Linked DNA regions of Homo sapiens: region 2 is linked to region 1. A link is a loop called in an ENCODE intact Hi-C map of the cell type or tissue named here. Cell type or tissue: heart right ventricle. All regions are shown on one strand. Each heading gives the region's core, and the rest is flanking DNA. Links, peaks and the distances in the headings are about the cores only. Region 1 overlaps GRAMD4 (GRAM domain containing 4). Region 2 overlaps TRMU (tRNA mitochondrial 2-thiouridylase).

What was found. A loop is a pair of places that touch in the nucleus more often than their neighbours do. Peaks named below come from ENCODE experiments on the same cell type or tissue, not always from the same donor. Only the 100,000 strongest peaks of a DNase experiment are listed, where the experiment ranks them.
Region 2: a loop joins it to region 1, with 2.6 times the contacts of the local background. A loop is called at or near these places in 5 of 110 quality-filtered maps.

What each region holds. Positions count from the first base shown.
Region 1 is chr22:46,675,879-46,684,506 of GRCh38, reverse strand. It overlaps GRAMD4 (GRAM domain containing 4), which reads right to left. Exons shown (of 19, transcript NM_015124.5): 18 at 7,839-7,907; 19 at 4,722-7,360. The coding sequence ends at 7,256. It overlaps CERK (ceramide kinase), which reads left to right. Exons shown (of 13, transcript NM_022766.6): 13 at 1-97. Among named protein-coding and RNA genes, the nearest start is that of CERK, 58 kb to the left of the region's middle. RefSeq lists an enhancer at 476-977. In heart right ventricle, for the core only: a CTCF peak has its summit at 3,309; no DNase peak of the experiment used is centred there; H3K27ac peaks cover 921 bases.
Region 2 is chr22:46,350,464-46,359,091 of GRCh38, reverse strand. TRMU (tRNA mitochondrial 2-thiouridylase) reads right to left here. Exons shown (of 11, transcript NM_018006.5): 6 at 6,918-6,971; 7 at 6,762-6,828; 8 at 5,225-5,325; 9 at 3,504-3,648; 10 at 3,020-3,102; 11 at 1,752-2,250. The coding sequence ends at 2,086. Among named protein-coding and RNA genes, the nearest start is that of TRMU, 19 kb to the right of the region's middle. In heart right ventricle, for the core only: a CTCF peak has its summit at 3,517 (motif pointing left); a DNase peak (open chromatin) is centred at 3,511; H3K27ac peaks cover 1,307 bases.

The DNA of each region.
Region 1 (8,628 bases), core at 1,884-4,383:
CTCATTCTCTTTCTAATCTTGCTGGTTTCAAGATTAGAAAATGGCATTATTTGATCTGAAATGTTTGAGAAGACACGAATAAAGTTACTTGGGCAGACTTGGCTTGCTTTCTTTCCTTTACACATACCTGTTATTTTCAAAGCAGAATATTTTTCATGAAAACACACACAATTTAAAGAACAAGAATAAAATGAAGCAAGGTGTCACCACCACCTATGCCAGGCAACTGAACGCCGCCCCGAAGCCTTCTGTGCCCTGCTCTGGAGTCCCCCCGCTCCCCCTGGGAGGGCGCTACGAGGTCACGCCAAGCGCATCCCTTCCTGCCTCTGTCCATGGCTGTATCTGCAACAGCGAGTTTAGTTTTGCAGGTTTTGCTCCTTATCCAAAGGAAACGTGTTGTTTTCTGTAACTTGCTTCTTTCACTCCACATGTCTATTTTTATTTATTTATTTATTTTGAGACGGAGTTTCGCTCTGTCACCCAGGCTGGAGTGCAGTGGCGCAATCTCGGCTCACTACAATCTTGGCTCACTGCAAGCTCGCCTCCTGGGTTCACGCCATTCTCCTGCCTCAGCCTCCGGAGTAGCTGGTACTACAGGTGCCCGCCACCACGCCCAGCTAATTTTTTGTATATTTAGTAGAGACGGGGTTTCACTGTGTTAGCCAGGATGGTCTCGAGCTCCTGGCCTCGTGATCCACCAGCCTCGACCTCCCAAAGTGCTGGGATTACAGGCGTGAGCCACTGCGCCCGGCCCACTCCACATGTTTGAGAGGGCATTTGCATTTGTATTTGAGGAACTTCGAAAGGACATTTGCATTGTGAAACTGACTTTTCTGGTCCATGAAAGATCCTCATTCATGTCTTTTAATTATTTTATAATTTTTTCCATGAAAGTCTTTAAATTTTTAGATTTATTCCTAAAACTTGACTTTTGTTTGTTTTTAACCTTGTTTTAAACAAGGTCTTATTCAGTTGCTCAGGCTGGGGTACAGTGGCGTGATCACGGCTCACTGTAACTTCAATCTCTCAGACTGAAGCAATCCCACCTCAGCCTCCTGAGTAACTGGGACTACAGGCGTGCAACACCATGCCTGGCTATTTTGTTAAAATTTTTTGTAGAGACAGGGGTCTCACTCTGTTACCCAGGCTGGTCTCGAACTCCCGGGCTCAAGCAATCCTCCTGCCTCAGCCTTCCAAACTGCTGGGATTACAGGAGTAAGCTACTGTGCCCAGCCAAAAGTTCTTATTTTGAGGCTTTTTAATGTTTTGTAAAGATAGGGTCTCACCATGTTGCCCAGCCTGGTCTCAAACTCCTGGCCTCAAGTGAACCTCCCATCTTGGCCTCCCAAAGCGCTGGGATTACAGGCGTGAGCCACCACACTTGGCCTTTGAGGCTATCTTAAAATTTGTTTTGTTTTGCATAGAAATGCAATTTTTTGTTTGTTATGAGACGGAGTCTCGCCCTGTTGCCCAGGCTGGAGTACAATGGTGTGATCTCGGCTCACTGCAACCTCTGCCTCCGGGGTTCAAGTGATTCTCCTGCCTCAGCCTCCCAAGTAGCTAGCATTATAGGTGCATGCCACCATGCCCAGCTAGTTTTTTGTATCTTTAGTAGAGATGGGGTTTCCCCATGTTGTCCAGGCTGGTCTCAAACTCCTGGCCTCGTGATCTGCCCGCCACAATTGTTTTTTATGTGTTGGGTTATATCCAGAAACCTTGCCTCCCGTCAACCTAAAGTGACATCAGAGTGTTCTCCTAAGAAAGAGTTTATTCAGGAACAGCAAGGGGATTGCAGTCAGGATATGCGTGCTACACTGGAAGGCATTTTGGGGGGTGTTCGCGATAAAGGCAACACTTTAAAAGGCAAAGAAGTCCATGTAAGCTGCTCTAGAACGAAGTTCACAGGTCACAGCAGCTCCTGGCAGGAGGCAGTACTGTTCACCGCAGGAGTGGCCGTCACTGGGCGGGCGCCCTCGTCGCAGTCCCGAGGGTTCTGGGGTGAGTTCTGCTACAGGCAGGTCTTCGAGAGCTTCTTCACGGCCTCCCCTGACTCATTTTGTACCAGCAGCTTCCACACTCCTATGATGATGATTTACCTGTGAATTTCGGGGTTTTCTGTCATCATATCATTTACAGATAGTAACAGCTGAATGTCTTCTTTACAATCGTGCATGGTCCAGCTATTTCCCCTAGCTTGCGATGCCAGCTGTGACATGTGGTAGAGAGTTGAGCAGAGAGGATGGCAGGGGCATGGGCCAGCTCCTGTCTGAGGGAGTGGTCAGCTGCCCATCACTGCCTCTTGGCTCCAGCCCCACCCCAGCTGCCCCTCTGTGATCCCAGGTGTCTCCCTTCCAGCTGACGTGGACCCGAGGGCCCCAGGAGGAGGGCAGAGCTGGGCTTCCTGGTTCCAGGGGTTTTGAGGGCAGATTTCTGATTTCAGCAGCACTGGGTGGCTGCACAGCCCTTTCCCTGGGCGGCTTTCCCAGCTCACACCAACACAGGACGGGGTCTTGGGGTCCTTCCTTGGCTGTGCCCTTAGTCTGTGGCTCCTGTAGTCTCTGGCCAACCCTGTCCTCCAAACACTGCTGGAGCTCATAAGCCCATAGAATGCTGCCTCCTGGAGTTCTGCAGGACGAGCAGAATGGACCACAACCCTGGGTTCCCAGCGTCACTCACTTTGGTCCATGTGAGGCCCTCTCTGATTTATTTACTCATTCATCCGTTACATTCATCCAGTAAATATTTAAAAACATATAGCAAGTACCTATGAAGAGAACCCCTGGTTCAAGAATAAAATCATTAACAATTTCATTCCCCTCTGGACTCTCCCTGACGCACCCCCACCCTGGGTGACCCCTCTTCTGATTTGCAGCCAGAGTGCCAGCTTCTGCTGGAAGCTCTGCAGTGCCCCATCACTCCCAGAACAAAAGTCCTAGAGGGCACCAGGCCTGCCCCACAGGTTTGTGACCTTTCCTTGTTGCACAGCCCCTCTGGTAGCCAGGTACAGCCGAGAGATGCCGCTGAGTAAGGTAAAATGCATGCATTAAAACATGCACGATTGCCAAGGAAACCAGCTGCACTGAAATAGTTATCACAATCACCCGTAAATGGTGATAGAGGTATATGTAGGCACCTTTATTGACACTAAATGGTGAAATATACGCAAAACAGGCAAGTTGTTGGTTTAGGCATAGAGCCTGTGGGCCGAGGGTGGGTGGTCTCCCACAAGGTTGGCCTTTTTGAGCACTCAGAAGCCCCTGGGAGGCCCCTCCGCCTCCTCCATGGCCCGGCTCCAGTGACACCTGCCATGGGCCCACACTGCCCCCTGTCTGTGTGGAGGGGTCAGTGTGGGCTGCCAACGGGTTAGGTAGGTCTGAGCCTTGTTCCAAGTTAGGAGCAAGCTGGGGGAGGACCTGTTGCAGAGGACAGAGGGGTGGGTGGAAGGGGTCGGTGGCTATCACAGCATGGATGTGTTCCTGGGAAGGATGTGAGGGTGTGTTTGGCAGGTTCCTAGCCCATCACTGCTGTGTCCCAGCACCAAGGACTTGGCTGGCTGGGTGGGTGGGTGGGTGGGTAAATGGGTGGATGGGTGGATGGATGGATGGATGGATGGATGGGTAGGTAGATGGATAGGTGGGTGGGTGGGTGGGTGGAAAGATGGATGGATGGATGGATGGATGGATGGATGGATGGATGGATGGGTAGGTGAATGGATAGGTGGGTGGGTGGATGGATGGATGGATGGGTGGGTGGATGGATGGATGGGTGGGTGGATGGATGGGTGGGTGGGTGGATGGATGGATGGATGGGTGGATGAATAGGTGGGTGGATGGATTGATGGATGAGTGGGTAGGTGGATGGATGAATGGATGGAGGGATGAATGGGTGGGTGGATGGATGAATGGGTGGGTGGATGGATGGATGGATGGATGGATGGATGGACGGACGGACGGACGGACGGACAGATGTGGATGAATGGATGGATCAGTGGCTGGCTATGTCGATGGAGTACGCATATGTCCTACTTTCCGAAGCTGTGCCCCTTAGGGTGGCGTGGCCCACTAGACCTAGTTTCCGCCTGGCTCCAGCTCCCTTGCTGTGTAACCTGGGGAGGTCTCTGCCTCCAAGGGGGCTCCTGTGGGCTTGAGGCACAGGAGGCTAGGCAGCACCAGGTGCACCTGGCACAGGCTCATGCCCAACTCCAGGGGTTTCAAAAGCCAGGCAGGTCCTTGCACCCTTCTGTGTCTAGTCTCAGCATCCAGATGGACCAAGCCCCAAGTGTTGCTGGAAACCCCTGTGTCCAGAACCCCCAGGCAGCCAGGACACCAAAGTGGAGAGGGGCCAAAGCCTGCATGCCCCCTGACCCCAAGGCACTGCCTCTGCCTCAACCTCCCCCACTTCGCCCTGTGCCAGCCCTGGGTACCCTCCCTGCAGGCCGCGTCCCTCGCCACCTGGCCTCCTGTCTTCTGGAACTCAGGCCCTGCCCCCTGCTCCCAGCCTCCAATGCCCACGTCCAACAGGACTCTGCTTCTCAGCCCCACCTCACCCCACAGCCGTCACTCAGGCCGCATCAGTACCCAAACGCCCCGCCGCCGGCAGCCGTGGGGCCCCAGGGAGTGGCGGGCTGGCAGCGGCACTGAGGGCCTGGGGTTGGTGGCCCAGCTGGCTCAGGCCGCCTACAATGCGTGTGGCCCTGCCAAGGAGGCAGACAGCCCTGAGCCTTAGCACAAAGCATTTTAGGTTTATTTAAATAAAAATTATAATTTATACAATACTTTTTCTTTAAACAAACAAAGTTTTCTTAAAAAAATGTTACAGGAGAATTTTTTTCATCGGTTCTTAATACAGTACAATCCTTTTGTTGAACAAAAGTCACACTGGCAATGATTATTTACAGATCCAAAATAGACTCAGGCTTCAGACATAAAAAATTTAACATTCGTCTAGTTCAGTGATTAGTCACAGAAATTAAACATCTGCCCAGATGTACACAATTTGGTAAAAACTACAGCTTCTCTCCACGGGGAGCCCAGAGCCCGTGCCGATCCGCGCTCCGCTCCCGAGGACTTCCAGGGAGGGGCCTGTGCTGGCAGCAGAGCCAGTCGGTGGCCCTCCCCCGACCCCCCGCTCCCCGAATGTGGCCCTCCCTGGGGGCTTCGGCCACACCTGGCACGTGGTCAGTTTTCATCTCCCTTTCTCCACAAAAGGGACTCGAACTAAACCACCCGACGCTGGTAAAGCCCCATCTGCCCCAGGGACCCCTCCCGCTGTGTTTGGGGACTGAATCCCAGCACCTAGGAAGAGGCGCTCATTGGCCCCGAGGCCCCGGACCCATCCTTGGGCACTGCCGGGCCCTGGGGAGAGAGGTGTGGCCATTGTCTGCGGGCACTGCCTCTGCAGCCGCCCCTGGGGGTGGGTCAGTGCCCACCCTGTGTTGCCTCAGGCGCCAAGGTGGGGTTCACTGGGATATGTCCCCCTCCCCTGGTGCACCAAGAGAGCCAGTCCCCTACAGGAGCCAGACCCACGGCTCAGAGCGGGTTCTGTCCCCATTCGGGAAAGGCCGCCGTGTGGTCATCCTGACGCCAACGTCCGCGCAGTCCAGAGCCACGGGGGCTCCGCTCCACCGCCTGGGATAGGACATGTGCTTAATCTGGTGATCGGCGCAGCTCCCCCCAAAGCACCCCCGGCACCAGCGTGTGACTCTGCGGCCCCTCGTGAAGGGGGTGAAACCAGCCCATGCCGCCGGATCCCTCACCCACACCAGCAAATGAGGATCGGAGCAAAGATAAAAATTACATCTGAAAAAGGATACAAAAATAAGAAAACCAGCTTGCTCGCTGTAAAAAATAGAATCTTCTGTTTCTTCAAAAAACAACAATCTCAACGACACCCAAGGGACTCAGGACAAGCTGAGGGAGCTGCGGGATCCGCCCCAGCAGACACGCAGGCCCGCGGGGTGGCCACCTCCTTCCAGGAGGCCCAAGCCGCCTTTCCCTCCCTTCAGCCCAGCGCAGGCGGCCCCAGCAGACCAGGCCTGCGGGCGCTCCCTCCACAAATGCCACCTTGTTCCCGGGAAGCCCAGGCTTCCCTGGGGCAGGGCGGGGGCTGGGGGGGTCTGTGCCCGGACCGGCACCGGCTAGGCACGCGGGGGAGGGAACGCTGTCGCATGTCGGCTGCAGGCAGTGCAGGCCCAGGCCTCTGGGCTCGGCTCACGGTTGCTCCCTAAAGCACAGGGGCTGCCAGAGCCTCTCGGATGGCCCAAAGGCGGCTGCAGCCTGGGCCACCATGGTCCCGGAACACTCCTCCCCACTTCCTCCCCCAACCAACCCAGGCAACCGCAGCCTGGGGGCCATGTGCCAGACATGCCACAGTGCTCGGAGCACCTCCAACAGCCTTCGCGGATGTTCTCCTGGGCCTTCCAAAGAGCAAAGTGTGAGAAAGATGTGCTTTTACCTGCACCATCCTGTGCCCTTACTGGTCCCCAGCTACAGACCTCCTGGCCGGCGTGTCAGGCCGAGAGCAGCAGGCAGGCCCTTACAGACGCGGTGCTGAGCGCCCTGGAGGCCAGCAAGGAAGGTGCCACCAAAGACACTGAGGGCAGGCGAGGGGTGGGCCCTTCTCACCCTCTCTGTTCCCGTGGAGCGAGTGTGGAGCGCAGGCAGGGTCACTGCGCCCGGCCCCAGCCCGGCACCAAGGGCAAATGCCACAGGAGGGTCTCATGTAAGAGGAAGGAGGGCCGCCAGGCCCGTTTCTCGGTGGTTGGTGAAAGGCCCCCATGTCCCTCCTTGACGACATCTTTCTGTCCCCAGGAGGAAGGGCCCCGCACTCTTCAGCTATGGCTTTGGTGGTGGACGAGCTTCTGGCCTCTGGAGAGCGGGACACAAGGTTGCGAGAACCTCTTGGGGTGGCTGGAGAGGTTTCTCTGTCCAGGCTGGAACGGAGAAGGGCAGGGCCAGGGGTCCTGTGTGTCTTCTCCACGGGCCCCCGAGGGCCTCTGCCCCCTCCCCCAGTCTGCGGGTGGCCCTCAGAGGCACCTGACGTGCCCTGTGGGAGAGGGGCACCCCCGTCCCTGTGAGCCCTGGCCCCTTCTTGGTCGATAAAACGCAGAGGTCAACACAATAGAACCACAGGTCCAGGAGAATTATTGCAAAAGCTCATGAGGATGTCCAATTGTTTCCACTACCAAATCGTAAAAAAAAAAAAAGAAAAAGAAAAAGAAAAAGAAAATTCCAGCAACGTCCTGGGCAAGTCAATACTAGCTGTCCCCGCCAGACGCTGCCGCTGAGGTGATCTTGATGTACTGGCTGAGAATGGTCTCGAAGGCCTCATCCCTGTGCACCATGGCACCAAACACGAGCGGCTGGCAGGGAAGAAATGCCACCAGTGAGCATGGCACAGCCAGGCTGGCGCCAGGACCAGGACCGAGACGAAGTCCAACACCAGCCCCAGGCCAGCACGCTAGTCACGTGGGTCTGGGTGCAAAAGACAGGTGTCTCCCCACCACCCGGAGCCAGGCTCCAGCCTTCAGGGGAACAGAGCCAAGAGGCAGAGGGGAGCCAGGCTTTAGCCCCGTGCCTCCCTCCTCCCAAGTCACTGAGTCAGGGGACCCCTGTGCCCAACATCCCTGTCTGTCCGGTGACTCGATGGCCCCAGCAAGATTTCCAACCCAACCTGGACGCAGCCCCAGGCTCTAGCTGCTGCGAGGGAGGGGGCGGCTTTGTGACCCTGCTGCCCAAACTAAAACTCTGGCTGTCTGCCCCACGCTGGTCCCAGGGTTGCTCAGAGTCAGGCCCCTGGGCCCACACCAACCCCTTGGCGGCCCCCCGCCCGGCACCTACTTTCTGGGTGGATGGCGTCGACACGGCAATCCCCATGCCTGAGCCTGGGAGGACAGACAGGACCTTGTACTGAAAGGCAAAGCGTGGCCGTCACCACAGGTCTCTCCTGGGGACAGGGAGGCACAGCCCTCCACAGGCCCAGGGCATCCTCCTCCACTGGGCACACAGGCAGCAGGGCCCACGGGCACCTGGGACTTCCAAACAACAGAAGGTAAGGGCCTGTGGACACCTCCTCACTTTGTGGCCGAGACACCAGACCTGTAAAGGGTCTGTCCCACCCCAGCCCAGACCGTCGGCCAGCTGGCCTGAGGAAGGTCAGAGACAAGCCGGCCTGAGGAGGCTGACGGTAGGCACTCAGCCCCAGAACTCGCTCTCAGGGCCTGGCACCAGGAGGGCCATCTGTCAGCACCGCCAATCCCAAGAGGCAGGCGGAAAGGACCCCAGCCCTGAACTCACCCCTTCTGGTCACCTGACTGCACGCTTTTTTCCAGAGCCGGGTGGGAGAGATGACCCACAACTGCCGTGGGGCCGGGAGTGCCCGCCGTGCCAATGCGGACATGCCCAGGACGCTCGGAGCTGGGAGGGAGCTGGGGGCCCTGACCACTCGGGCCAAGTGTGCCTGCCAGTGCCTCACTGAGCCTTCCCTGCCCCAGAAAACAAGGGACCACAGGCACTTGTGGCCACGCCCACCTGCTCATTCCATGCTACGGTAAAATGCTGAGAAAATGCCCAGAGCGGGCGCGACCATCTGAGCTCCCACCTGAAAACCTGCATCCGAGGCAGGGGCTCA
Region 2 (8,628 bases), core at 2,026-4,525, 330 kb after region 1:
GTCTCTTGAAAAGAAAAAAAAAGAAACCTCCCCAAGAAGGAAGGGGCTTGGGCCCAGGCAAGGCTCCGGCACAGGGCAACATGGGAGCCAGAGACTGGGGAGAAGGCAGGCTCAGGGTGTTTGAAACCAGCTCAGGGCCTCGGGAAGGAGCCTCCCAGGTGTGAGGTGAGGGGGCATCATCCTAGGACCCATGTATCACTGAGATTATCCGGGAACAACGTAGGGGGAGAGGAGAGCGAGGGCTTTGCTTTCATTTGTATCACAAGCAGGGAGTAGGTGTAGGTGTACAGGCACCCAGCTCTTGGCCTGGAAAATGTTCCCCCATCGTCTTCATGGATAGGTGTGGCAAGGGGCTAAGGCCAGGCCACTGGGGGTACCCTTGCAGGCAGAAGGGGCTACCTAGCTACCTGTGCTCCTGGAGGCCCCCAGGTCTTCAAGAAGTCATCTGAGGGGCACAGCCTCTGGAGTGTGCCAGCCTTGGGTGCTGGGGAGGGTAGGAAAGAGGCCAGAAGAGCAGCCTGGAGACTTGGTCCCCTGGCCAACAGTTTCTGCTGAATCTCTGAGACATCGCACCAAAGCCCTCCAGAGTTGGCCAGTGGCCTTGTAGGGGGCAGGGCAGGCCATTGTGCCTGCTAGAGAGGGGAGCCCTGCCAGTCAGGAAGCTGTCACCATGGAGCCTGGGGGCTCAAGGGGGCAGAGGCAGGTTTGTGTCCCCGCTTCCTCCACTGGCCGATGCACAGGCCCTGAGGCTGGCAGGACGGTGGAGCCCGCTGGAGGTTGGAGCGGGGGCAGCCTTAGCGCTGCTGGCCTGGTGCCCACACCACCTTCTGCCTGGCTGCCCCACCTCCCACCTACTCATGTTTCTGTGACCTGGGAGGGTTCACCTAGGGCAGAGCAGTAGGCACCACAAGGGCTCTCCCACCCTCAGTTCCCAGGCTGGAGGCCCGACCACAGCCATAAATCAGGGAACCCCTGAGCCCAGGGAGGCTCCGTGCTGGGCTGAGCTGGCAGAACAAACGCGGCGCTTTAGCTCGGCCTCCATGCCCAGCTGGGCCGAGGATCCCCAGGGGCCTGTCTGGTCCCACTGGCCAGCGCTCTGCCTGCCTGGTAGAGCTGGGGCTTGCCCCTGGCCAGGGCAGCACTGACCCCACACCCCCCACCTCCCCACCCCAGCCCAGCAAGGGCCACGGCTCCACCTTAGGCCCCGTTTCCTCACCTGGCCTGCGGGGTTCTGGCCCACTCCTCACCCTCAGGACACTCCCTGCTGCGTGGGGGCCTAGGCTAGAAGGAAGGGTGCCCCAGGTCAGGGGACACCCAGTGGGGAGATGGGAGGAGGGGTCAGGATGGACAGTGGGCCCCATGGCAGCCCCCACCCTGACGCACCAGCAAGAACTCAGGGCATCTGGGCAAGGCCCTCTGCGCACCACCTGGCTGCCTCTGGAACCTTCCCACCCAGAGAAGGGGAATGCACCTCTGGTCCCCGCAGGAACCTGTCTTGAGGCACCAACAACACGCTACGAAGGACTCAAGCCCAGCAAGAGGAAGAGAGCCAAGGACACAGGTCAGCATCGCAGGCACCTACTCTGGAGTCCAGGAGCAGGGATACGGGGGCAGAGGATGGAGCAGCTGGGACCTCAGGGAGAGGTACGCAGGTTGCCATGGCTGCGTCTGCAGTCCACCTGCCTTTCCACGCCAGGGAGTCAGTGATGTGGAGCCCCCTGGGCCCCAGTGGAAGCAGCGATCAGACTATGTGTCCTTGAAATAATGTTTATTCCACGCTGTCCCGACAGCCCCCTCTGCAGGTCCCCTCGGTGTACTCTGAGGTGGGAAACCCTCCCTGGGGGCGGTGAAGGGGAACTCGGGCCACCCCACCAGCCAGCAGATGCTCCAGCAGCCAGAGCCCCAGCCTGGAGCTGAGGCTCTTCCTGGGGCTCGCCGGGCCCCTGCAGGCTTTTCGGACCCTCAGCCAGCCCGGCTTCCTCTGCTTTGGGCAGCAGCAAGCTGGCCCTTGGGCACCTGGACTGCTCACCAGCCGCCCAGCCATGGGTCCTGCTCTCCAGGTTCCTTCTAGCAGATCCATCTCTGTCAGAGCAAGGGACTCAGGCCTGGACCATCTTCTGGGCTGTCACTGGGGCTCTCAGTGGCCATCCCAGCTCTGCGCTGGCCCTTCTGGAGCGTGTAGGCAGACGGCCCCAGCCGCAGGATCTTCCCGCTGCCCAGGCACTCGTCCCCCTTGTAGAACACAGCAAACTGTAGGGGAGAGACCCTGGCATCAGGGGTGCCACAGGGAGCCAGCCGAGGGCAGGCAGGGGCAGAGTGCTCCCCTATGGGGCCTGGCCTGTGCTCGGAGCACCAGGCACTGAGCTCCCAGGGGAGCAGGGTTTTGCTGCTGCTGCTGCTGCTGAACAGGAGAGGAGAGGCCTGGGGCACCCAGTGGCTTCACTAGGGAGGGTCTTCAGGGTACCTCTCCCTGAGTGGGACAGTCACAGGGGCCTCTCCTGGGACTCCAAGGGACTGGCAGGTCTCTGCACCCCTTGGGAATGTGGAGCTGTGACAGGAAGGAGCATGGTGGCAGCCAGAGGATGCTTCCGCTTCCCTCACCCCAGGTTCCCTCCCACCACCTGCCCCTGGAGATTCCTCAGGCCTACACCCACCAGGCGCCCACCCTGGGAGCTCCTGCACACTCGGCCCACAGGGGCCCCGACCCTCTGCCTCTTTGAGCACTGTCCTCATGCCCCTTCCATTTTCTGTCCTCGCTTCTGGGGCCCGGGCAGCAGCTGAGCCTCTCAGGGCCCGAGCAGGAACTGGCTGGTTGGTGACACCAGAGTGGAAATCCTCTCACAGTTGTCACTGTGGGAGGAGCCCCCAGGGCAGGGCTGGTGGCACTCTGCCCTCACCAGCTGTGTGACCCGAGCACACCCTACTCCTGGGCCTCAGCCCCTTCCTCTGTAACCCGGGTGCCCTGGCAGGGTGCAGAGCAGTACAGTCCTCCCCGGGCTCACCCCCACACCCCACGCACCTGTCCTGTGGCAAGGGCACGCACAGCCTGCACAGCTGTCACCCACACGGTGCCATCTTGATTGAGGGTCAGCACACAGGGCACTGGGTAGAAGAGAGGGGCCCTTGGAGGGGGCACAGGCCTTTCCTGGTCGACCTCAGGCCCCCAGGGAGAAAGGAGCACCAGCCCACGGGGTCAAAAACCCCTGCTTAGAGGGGAAGGGCAGGGCACCAGCCTGGGCCCTGGACGCAGCAGGACACTGCGGGGCAGTGTACACACTTGCTTCAGCCCAACACGCCGGGGCCTGCCTGCATCTGCTCCCAGCACCCCCAGGCCTCGCTCAGGGCAGGCACAGGACACGGGAGTTCTAAATACTTTAGGTAATCTCCAAATGATCTCCACAACGGGACTTTCCTACCCCAGGGTCTCCCATCCCTGGCCCAAATCTGGCCTCAGGAAGCTCAGCTTCAAGGGGCCCGTCCTCAGGAGCCCTCCCGTCAGTCACCTAGTGCCATCTGGTGGCGGAATCGGAAGTGGCACTCCATCATCTTGTCCCGGACCAGTGCTGCGGGAGGCTCCTCCGCAATCCAGTGCACGCGGCTGGTCCTCAGCAGGTCCCTGTACAGGGCTGGGTGGTCTGTCCGGGGGGCCTGCAGAATGGAATGTGAAGGTGGGGACGCCGAGGGGCACCTGGCCCCAAGGCCGGCCTCAGTGTGGTCCCTGGGAACAACTGTCCTACCAGCACACACACACACAGGTAACGGTGCTGGCACCGCTCGAAGTGTTCTACCCACAGAAATTCATCTCATCACCCGCCGGGCCTTTGAATCCCCATTTTACAGATGAGGAGACTAAGGCCCAGGAAGGAAGTACCATGTCAGAGTGGGCAAGAGGCAGGGGTGAGATCCGAGCCCATGACAGTGAATGCTGCAGGTTCAAGTCTGACTCAGGCCCTCTACCTGCAACCACCTGTGGGGCAGCAGCACGGCCCCCCTCGAGGACTGGTTTTTCTATTCGCAGGGACAGGGGCCAGCCACACCACGGGCTCTTCTCTCAAGGCCACCCCAGGAATTCCTCCACACACCAAATGGCTGAGGAGAAAGGAGGGACTGGTAGCTGCTGGCTTCCCACAGGTGCCCCAGGACTGGCCCTGGTCTGGGGGGCCCCAGATACCCTAGGTTGGTTCTGAGGCCCCTGCTCCCTGTCACCCACCCATGGCCTCGGGCCATTGAGACCTGGCACCTCCTGGGATTGTGCCAAGCCCCGCCCCTGAAGCAGGACGAGGAGCATGAAGTTAAGGGCTTTGGGTTCTAAGCAGGCACCAAGACCCGTCCAGGGACAGGAGGCCGTTGGTTAACCCTTCTGGTCTTCTCACAGCAAACTGAAATCTAGATCATTTAATTCATTCGCAGCCAGGCTTTTCTCCCCACAGGTCTTCCTAGTAAGGAGATGTCCTGGAATCGGTGGGTGGGGCCTGCTGGCCCCCGCCTCCGTCTAAGAGAAGGCGCCCCAGCATTCGTGCCAGAACATGAGCCGGCAGCCAGGGTGCTGAGAGTGGGCCTTCTCAGCTCCACGCGCCAAGGTGGAGGCCGGGTCACTCAGGGAAGAGGCTGTGCTGAACACGGCAAGCAGCATCCCCGGCCTGACCCACAGATGCAGCAGCACCCGCGTCCTTGCTTTTCCACCCAAGCTGTGACAACCAAAAATGCCTCTAGACACTGGCAAGGTCCCCTGAAGGTGGGGTGAGCTTGCCGCCACTGAGCGGCCCTGCTTTGAGGCCAGGGTCACAGTGGTAAGGTCCCCACTGTGGTGGAAGGCTTGGTTTGATCCTGGCTTGGCCATCTGCACCTGCCTGACAACAACTCACTGGATCCTACCATGGTGGGCACCATCCTTGGCACTGAGGCCATGCCCTCTCCACCGGATGAGCCACCCAAGCTCTGGGCGTCGCTGTCCTCTTTCATAAAATTGGAGAAACTGTATCTGTGTATCGGGGTTCAGGGATGATTAAGAGACCAGCATACAACTCAGCCTAATGAATACCTTAAAACTCTCCTGCCACCATGGCCAGTCCCAGGAAAGGCAGGGGACCAAGGACAGGAACAGAGTTAGTCACAGCCTCCAGGAAGCCACGGCTGCTGGAGGCCTTCTCAAGCCCTGGTCTGGAAGCACTGCTGGCCCTGCCAGAACCAGCCCCAGTGCTGTCTCAGAGGCCGGCCCACTCACCACAAACACGTCACCCTTGACGCTGTCCTTCTCCACCACGTACCAGGGCTCTCTCAGGCCACCTATGTTTGCTCTCTGGCCCAAGGTATACAGGAACCAACCTACAGAAAGACAGTTTCTCCATGAGGCTGGGCAACAAGTTACAGCCCACATGTCACGCCTCATCATGAAGGCAGATGCTGGGAGGGCAGCCCAGAGCAGGCCCAGCAATGGTGTAACTCACTAGGAAGATACGATTCTCCAACCACCAAAGCCAGCCCTGACCAAGCACCTGAGCACATCTCATCATTGTCCAGGCCTGGGCTGGACATGGGGTGTGGTGGCCACAAAGAAGGCACCTTGTGCCCCAGAAGGTGCAGGTTCCAGCTGTAGGAGCCCCTGACCCTAGGCCCAGGATGCGGCTGGGTGCCCTGTGTGACGCCAGGGGCCCTTCTTGCTGAGCCCATGACATAGCTGCACGTCTTCACAGTGTCCATCTAATGCAGTAACTGCATCAGGGCTACCCCCAGCTGCTCTGCGCACCCTCACAATGTCACACAGCAGATGGCAAACTCACTGCCTCCCTCCCCTGCAGTGGGGCACACAGGCAGAGAGAACCTCATGGGATTTACCACGTGGCCTGGGCCGGCAGCCTTCTTCAGTGAAGTGAACTGCAGGTGGAAGCCATGAGTCATCCAACTGGCTCCTGCTGGGGCCAGGGCTGGCAGATACATGGGCAATCCTGTCTGGCAGTTCTGTCCCAAGCAAAGCTGTCACCTCCACCTGTCTCAGGAATGCCTAGCCCCGGCTCCGCCTGCCGTCTCCCCTCCACAAGAGGTGGAAGATCTCCAAGTGCAATTCACTGCAAGACGCCCTACACCTGAGCTGCAGCCTGGCTCTCCTGGCCAGTCCCACAGCTCAGGTCTGTGCTGTGTCAAGACCTGCCTGATCATCACGCCGGCAGGCACATCCCCGCCACTGTACTAACCCAACAATGGCTGCACTCTGTCCCCACAGCAGGACTGCACACTGTGACTGACTCGGAGCCTGTCCCCTGACACCAGGCACAGCACAGGCTCACGCAGGCCTCACCGCAGTAAGGGTCTGCACATGAGCGAGCAGCACTCTGGCCAGCGCGGACGCCTGATCCCATCGCTGCATGTGGTCCTTAATCATTCACACCATGCCGGGACGTCCACCTTACTCCCTGAATCAGAGTGGAGTTTTGTGTAGTTTAACATTTTCCTTACACAGGAAGGAAATCATTCTTTTTACAGGGACTTGATACGTAACTCACAGAGTATAGTCCTTCCAAGTCAGAGGCGCGCTTTTCATGAACTCCAGCATCTCAGCTGAGGCCACATCTGGAAGTGCACCCAGCCACCATCAAGGCAACTGTTCCACCCTAGGCCGTGCCCGCCCCCGGCCGCCCCACAGAGCCTTCTACAATTCTCCAGCCAAGTGGAAGGGACGACAGGAACTCTGGTCTAGTCTCCCAGAGCTGAAACGCCACAGCTCTAGGCATTTCAGATGACAAGTGGCAGAGTCTGCACCTCACCTTTATGTGTTCCCAGAACCTTATTGTCTTCTATGGAAATAAAGTGACCAGGTCGAGGCTGCAGATACTGGAAAACAAACATGTCATTACCGACGGAGATCTAGGCCCAGGGCAGACACGCAGCCCCATCTCTTTGTGTCAAAGAGCAGCACGCACCTGAAGAAGGAAATGTTCAAAATTCCTCTTCCCGATGAAACACATGCCCATGCTCTGAAATGAGAAGACGGCAGCCGTGAGAGGAGCAGAAGTGGCGGTGGCCCAAGCTGTACCCAGACGTCCTGAGCGGGCCCTGGGGCCTCCCGGCCTCACCCCACACTTTGCTTCCAGGGTAGGGGCCCGGCTGCCCACCGGCACCCTCGGCCGCCAGTCACAGCCGGCGCACACGATGCCAGAGCCTTAGAGAACGCCTCATTGTCTCGGCCCGCGGGGTCTGACCCTGCGCGGGAGACCCTCACACCAGCTGCCCCGGGGAAGAAAGCAGAACCCGGTCAGGTCCTTCAGGCCACTGTCCTGCGAGGAGTGGGGGAGAGACAGGGACCAGAGAAGGGGCAGGTAGCAGGAAAGCCAGGCCTGAAGCTAAGGCCTTAGGGGAGGGCTCCAGGGGAGTCAGAGGAGAGAGGCGCCTTCCTCAAGCACATCTGCCCTAGCTGGGGAGCCTGGGTGGCGTGCGCTCTCCACCGTGGCCCCATCAGGGGCTGCATCGTTTACTCTGGTTTGTGTCTCTCAAGACTGCCCTTCCATCCCTGCGGCTCCCACCACAGAGCGACACCGGAAACGGAAAACAAGAGGAGAGGAGGACGGGCGGTGGGCGTGCTCTTCAGGGAAGATGGCTCTGATGAAAGGTATGGCCGTTTCCATTACCAGGAAGAGACACGAAGGAGCAACAGCTCCCACCGCACTGGCCCCTGAAGAGGTGAGGCTCATCCCACAGCGCCCTCGCCCTCCATCCCCAAGGCCCTCCCACGGGCTTCATCCTAGTTCCGCCAACACTCCGGGTTCTCTCTTTTTGAGACGAGTTTCGCTGTGTTGCCCAGGCTGTCCTCAAACTCCTGGGTGCGCTCGATCCTCCTGAGGAGCTGGGGCCACAGGCAGGCACCCCCACAGCGGCTCCCTGGCTTCTCCTCGCCTCAAGGCCTTTGCACTGCCGTTCCCTCATCTGGACTTTCCCAGCCCTCTCTGGGACACCGGATCCTCTCCTCCTTCAGGTCTCAGGTTCCATGTGACTTCTTTTGAGGCCGTTTTTGGCATCTCCATTCCCTACTCTCAGACCCCACTGGTGCTTCCCACCCAGGGTCCTACACCTCCCTCCGTAGACATTTTCTAGGTTTACACTGATTGGCCTCCTGCCTGTGTCCCCCACTCGCGGGCGGGCTCCATGGAGGCGAAGATGGAACTGTGTGCGCGTCACCAATTCCTCGCGGCCCAGCAGCACAGCGCCCGAACAGATGGCACCGAACGAGTCTGTGCCGGGCAAGCGGGTGACAGGGCACATGAGTGTGCAGACGGCGGCACAGCACCTGCCCCTCCAGGGGTCTCGGGGCTGCATCACACTGCCTGGCACTCACCTGGCAGGCAGGCCATCCCAAGAGCACCCCACCAGCTGCTAAGGCTGTGGGGAAAGCTGCCTACCACATAGGGGCAGAGGAGAGGAAAAAAGCAAGGAGTCTCGTATAGGCTGCTCCCGATGTCAGCAGAGCCCTGTACCGTGCGCCTCAGCAAACTCCTCCATCTATTGCTCCAAGGCCCGCCTTTGATGTTAGGTCCTGGAGAAGGGGAAGTGGTGCGGGACCCACAGGTCCAGCTGCTCCGTGCCATGCAGTCGGGAAAGGGAAACAGGCACTAATCAAAGGCAACTGCTCACTCGTAC